Regions from separate parts of the Homo sapiens genome. Here region 2 is linked to region 1. A link is a loop called in an ENCODE intact Hi-C map of the cell type or tissue named here. Cell type or tissue: Panc1. All regions are shown on one strand. Each heading gives the region's core, and the rest is flanking DNA. Links, peaks and the distances in the headings are about the cores only.

Evidence for each region. Hi-C counts contacts between places; a loop is a spot of excess contacts. Peaks named below come from ENCODE experiments on the same cell type or tissue, not always from the same donor. Only the 100,000 strongest peaks of a DNase experiment are listed, where the experiment ranks them.
Region 2: a loop joins it to region 1, with 7 times the contacts of the local background. A loop is called at or near these places in 6 of 110 quality-filtered maps.

What each region holds. Positions count from the first base shown.
Region 1 is chr3:149,118,887-149,121,807 of GRCh38, forward strand. No RefSeq gene overlaps it. Among named protein-coding and RNA genes, the nearest start is that of HPS3, 9.3 kb to the right of the region's middle. In Panc1, for the core only: CTCF peaks have their summits at 1,583 (motif pointing right) and 1,790; a DNase peak (open chromatin) is centred at 1,635; H3K27ac peaks cover 2,411 bases.
Region 2 is chr3:149,367,008-149,369,928 of GRCh38, forward strand. TM4SF1 (transmembrane 4 L six family member 1) reads right to left here. Exons shown (of 5, transcript NM_014220.3): 5 at 2,015-2,873. The coding sequence ends at 2,859. Among named protein-coding and RNA genes, the nearest start is that of TM4SF1, 9.2 kb to the right of the region's middle. In Panc1, for the core only: CTCF peaks have their summits at 1,577 and 1,776; DNase peaks (open chromatin) are centred at 254, 1,050 and 1,258; H3K4me3 peaks cover 402 bases; H3K27ac peaks cover 2,358 bases.

The DNA.
Region 1 (2,921 bases), core at 92-2,591:
GCCTTGGGGGATGGCCACATGTGCCCACGTGGCACAAGATCAGGCCCCAGCCTTGAGCACAGTGCAGATGCCGAGCAGGTCATGCGCATCCGGAGCACAAACACTACTATTTCCAGGGAGCTTCCAAAATGCACCCTCTTCATTCGGGACTACACTTCCCTGAAAGCTCCACAGGGCTTTGCTCTGGGTTTCAAAGCTTTTCTTTCATCCAGACTACAGAGGCCAGAATTAATCCATATCTTTCCCTTTGCCGAGGGAACCAAGGCAGCCCCCGCCGGCTTTCTCCTGGCGAAGGTGTCTGCGAAGCCTCTCTTAGACTTGACAGTTTGGCACCTCATGGTGTCAATAAAGTTCCAAAAATTGAGACTTTGGATGGAGTGGAAAAGGTAGGACTCTCCACTGCAGCTGCTGGATTCTCCTGTGTCAAGCAGAGGCAGGTGAATAGAAAGGGATAGGAGACCCTATCTATCCCCCAAGTCTTTGCCTGCTCACACTGGCTTGAAACGTTTCTTGTTCTTTAGGGGTCCCAGTGCCCTGGGAGCCACACCTTAGGCACCTGCTACACAAAATAAGGTAGGAGCAGTGCAGCCACTGGCTGTTCTCTGTCTCTAGGGAGGACACCTATATAGGGCCCCAGCCTTCCCTTTTCTCTTGCTCCTGGATCTTCAGTCCTCAAATTCCACTCAGTTCCTGCTTCAGGAACTATTTCTCCCAGTCTAGGTTCAAAGATCCCTTCCCACCAGCCTGAATCTTCAGCCTCTGCCCTCCAACTCTGATATCCTAGCTTCTTTCAGACTACTTTTCCTTTGGACTCTGGCATCATCCGTTGTTACTTCATATAGAGAATGTCACACCTCTGGTGTCCCATTAGTGTTAGTGCTACAAGTCAGCCAGGGGCTTTCAGAAGCCTACCTGGAAAGCATAGTTCTGTACTTGGGTCTCAGTTTCCCCACTTGGTATGAAGGCCCTTGGATTCAGGACAGAGAGAAAGAACGTGTGGAGATAAGTGGTCTTGGCAATTACCTTCATTGGGCCTTAGTCCTCTAATTTGTTAAATGGGAACCATTATCCTTAACCAGAAAAATCAGCCTATATTTTGTCCCCATCCATCAGATTTTCCTACCCAACAGTGCAACTTTTTCCTTCTACCAGGGGGGAAATCAAAATCCTAGGGTATATAGGAGAGGAACCACCATTACTATCCAGATACTCTGGCTAAGGTTAGTCATGCAGCTGTGTTTGGCAGTTGCAGGCATCAACCAGGGTCATGCTTGGGAGCTAGAAAAAAACCCCTGGAAGCTATTAGTGAATGGTGGTGTTCCTTATAATGGGAAGATGTGAAGATGAGGCCACTCTGGGGGAGGATGCCCTTGAGAGGAAGTGGAGGTAGGTGGACCAGTCAGGTTCCAGTTCCACAGCTATCAATTACTCTCTGGGTCTCCGTTTCGCCTTCTGTATGATATGTGTATGTAGGGGAGGGGTGTTTTGGGGAGGGGAGTGGTCATTGGCACCTTTTTCCTGTGTTAAGAGTGGTCCTACACCAAGAAAATTAGATTATTTGTTTAGGTTCTCATCAGACCTCCAGATGTCGCTATTGACTAACAGTATTCGTCTGAAGAGCTATTTAGTCTGTTTAGAACTTGAGGACATACTTACATATTTTTATACACATTAGTTAGAAAAGTGAAACAGCACCTTAGAGTAAGGGCTTCGATATAGTCAGTGCTCTAAGCACAGAAAAAAGGGGTCTATAAACTCAGCGGTTCCTAAACTTTGTTGCAAATTGGAATCTTTAAAAAATACTGACTTCTGTGTCTAGAAATTCTAAGAGGGGTTCTGTGTCAAGGATGCAATGAAAGATAGTGGTAGGAAAGCTTGGTTGGAGGTTGGAGAGAGACACAGGCCAGATAACACAGGGCCTCACAGGTCAACCTAAGAAATTTTACCTTTAATCTCAGTATCATGGGAAGCCACTGGGATGTTCTGAGTAGGCAAGTGGCACTATCTCTTTCTCCCGCTCTCTCATATTTTAAATTCTTGAACAAATATTTATTAAGTATCTACTATGTAGTTAGGTACATATAGTGAGCTTTACCTTTAAGTAGCAGTATAATTTGGAATAATTTTCTTAGTCATGTGTCTTGTGGTCTTTTAAAAAAATTCTACATATTTTAAGTATATAAATTTATCCTTATAGGTATATGCATGTAATGTTCAACATATGCATATACCTATAAACCCATCACCAAAATCAAGATACTGAACATATCCATCACTCCCAAAAGTTTATTTGTGCTCTTTTGTAATCTCTCCCCCTCTCTCACACCTCTGTCCCCCATTCGGACCCAGGCAGACTACTGCTTTCTGTTACTATAGATTAGTTTATATTTTCTAGAATTTCATATAAATGGAATTATATGGGATGAACTATTTTTTTGTCTGGCTTCTTTCACTCAGCATAATTATTTTGGGATCCATTTATGTTGTTGTGTATATCAATAGTTCATTCCTTTTTATTGCTGAGTAGTATTTCATCGTAGGGATAAAACACAATTTGTTTATCCATTCATCTGTTGATGAACATTTGGGTTGTTTCTGGTTTTTGACTATTACACATAAAGCTCCTATGAATATGTGTTCACAAGTCTTCTTAAAGACAAATGTTTTTACTTCTCTTGGGTAAATACCTAGGAGATGGAATGGTTGGATCATGTGGTAGGTGTATGGTATATGTTTAATGTTGTAATAAACTACCAAATAGTTTTTACAAGTTGTTGTACCTTTTGGATACCTACCAGTAGTGTATGAGAGCTCCAGTTGCTCCCCATACTCATCTACACTTAAGATAGTTAGTCCTTTTCATTTTAGTCATTATAAGTTTGTAGTGGTTTCTAATGGTGTTGTTGACTTGCATTTCTTAA
Region 2 (2,921 bases), core at 100-2,599, 250 kb after region 1:
CAGATTCTACAGTAATTTTTATTGTTTTAATGTTGTCAGGTAAGAATGAGCTGTTTTAGTACAACCCCTGAGGGAGTTTCCAGCCAAATTGAAAGGCCTAGAATATTACAAACCAGGAGCGTAGGCTATAAACAGAACTTAAGGAGGGTGTAAGGTAATTTGTGTAAGCTATTTCCTTCAGGTGATGACAATGTCTACTATTAAAAGATTCACAAACAAGGGGAAATGTTGAGTCACTCAAACTTAGGCTCTAGGATAGGGATGACTAAGGCTCTCAGGGGCCTGTCAAAGTCCCCATTAGGTGGGTGGAGTATCTGAGTGCCAGTGTAGGATAGGAGGAAGACTCTAGCCCCTGGGCCCTGGTGGCAGAGCAGGTAGATGAGGCAGAGGAGAGGAGCAGGGAAAACACCGTGTTCATGTTACACCAACTTGGAGTTAAATCAGTGTTGTTTTTTTTTTTGCTACAGTGTTTTTCATTTGCTAAAGATGTGGCCTTGGACAGATTACTTAACCTCACTGAGCTTTGAGTCTATAAAATAGAGAGAAGTAATACCTTCTAGGGCTGCTGAGAGATTTCAGTGGAATAGTATGTGTAAAACTAATTACAATAAGTGACATACTGAAGGGACTCAAGAAATTGTTGCTGTTATTATGATAATGGTTGATAATTATTATTGCTATGTCCTTTGAGGATAGATTTAGGAAAAAATGATGCTTATGACTGATTATTATGCCTTTTATCTTGGATCCTGTATTGCAGGGGTTTTTAATCTGGTGTCCAAGAATTCCCAAAAGACCCCATGGATAAATAACTGGGGGAGTGGGGTGTTAAACTTAGATGGGAAAAAAGTGTCATTTTTTACTAACTTATAACAAAAATTTAATATTTCCTTTAATTATGACTATGCAACAAACCAAAGTAGCATCAGTAATACTGATCATACTTTGATCTACAATAAAAATTTGCATATGTTTTCATATCACATTAAATTTGCTGCAGGTATCTCGAAATATCATTTTAATTGAAATTGTATTTCAAAAGTATGACAGTTAGGGGGCTGGGGGGCAAGGGGAGGGAGGGCAAATACCTAATGCATGTGGTTGATGATGGGTTGATGGGTGCAGCAAACCTCCATGGCACGTGTATACCTATGTAACAAACCTGCACGTTCCGTCCCAGAACTTAAAGAAAATAAAAAATAATAAAAATAAAAATAAATAAATAATAAATGTGCTTAGCATATTGGCTAACTCTGCTCAGTGAAAAAAAAAAAAGTAGGATAGTTCTTAGACCGACTCCTTAGAAGGCTGTTAGGACACACGTTATTGCTATCCACAGGTGTTGACGTGACAGAGCTGGCTGTCAAGACAACTACACTATATGTTTAAAAAAACATTTTCATAAAATATTCTAGTGTATTGGTTTTCTTCATAATTCTATGCATTTTATGAATTTATGAACATTATTCTTCGAAGGTGTCTGTAGGTTTCACCAGCCTGCCAGAGGGACTATGGTACAGAATAGGCTGAAACCTTCAGTCAGGAGCCGCCCACTGCAGGGCAGCTTGCCCATAGGAGGAGCTCTGCTGTCTAATAGCTGGTTATGCTTCTTTATAAATTTGCTTATCTGTTGTCCAGACCAATGAACACCAAAAACGGAACATTTCTATAGAAAATTCCCAATAAGTCCAGGAATCCTGTCACTTGAAAGAGCCTAACCCTGTACAGTAAGGAGAAAAATGCCTGTTACCCTTCCAGGGAGGCTGATACTTGCAGCACCTGGTAGAAAGGACCAGTGCCTAACTGGGGTGATGATCCCACAGGTACAGCAATGGCAATTTACAGACAGCAGAGAAAGAAGAGGAGAAAGAGGATGAGAGAGTAGGATAAAGAAACAAAAAGACAGGAAGCCGTTAGCAATAGGGGCCACATAACTTGCAAACTGGAAAAAAAAAAGGGGGGGGGGGAGAAAAAAGAGAACTTTTAAGGATAATGAAACTAAACAACAACAACATGGTAGTGAATACTTTATTTTGTTGTAAACAAGTTAGTTTTGAGGGTATTTCCTCGTGGTCCTCCTGCCGTCACTCGTCCCCATGTTCCAATGATGCTGATCAACTGCTTTATTCAGTTTCCCATCTTTCTTCTTGCCCAGTCATCGTAGCCTTTCTTTTTTTAAACACATGATCCCTAGTACTCATCTTTGGAGGACAAAAGGCTTTCCATATGTTAGAAAAATTTGAATCTCATAGTACTCACAACAATGAGCAGCATTGTAAGTTGTGATGCATTCATTTGGATTGGAACATTCTCAATCAGTCCTTCCACTCTAAGTAAATATTTGTTTCTCACAGAACACAAGGCAGTTCAAAGGGCCTCTTGTTAGAGATTTATAGGTGTATGAATGGGAAACATCATACAAGCAGTGAAAACAAAAATCTTTCCAGGTTGTCGGATTTTCTCCTTCTTGGTCTTATAAAAAGCAACTAGACATCTTTAATTTAAAAAATACATGCACATATATACAATAGTGATTGGAATGTTATTTTTATCCAAAACATTATAGAGTTTATCTCAGATATACTGAGTACTGTCACTCAGTCTGTAAATTACCCCCAGAGGGTGGTTTGTTTCCTCATTCCTTAAAAAAAAACAAAAACAAATAAACAAACAAAAAAGAAGTTTACTAAATTTAAACACTGACATCCTGTGAAGATGCCAGTCTTTACAGGCGTTTGTAAAAGTAGACTGTGGGGAGTATGTTACACTAATACAAAGTTTTACAAATGAATACAAGTGAAATATATAAATTACAATGAAATAGAGGAAGATTGTGGCTCTGTCCTGGGTTGGTTCTTTTAGCAGTCATATTGCTGTAGAGAAAATAAAATACCATTAGGCTATAATCAGGATAAATAATG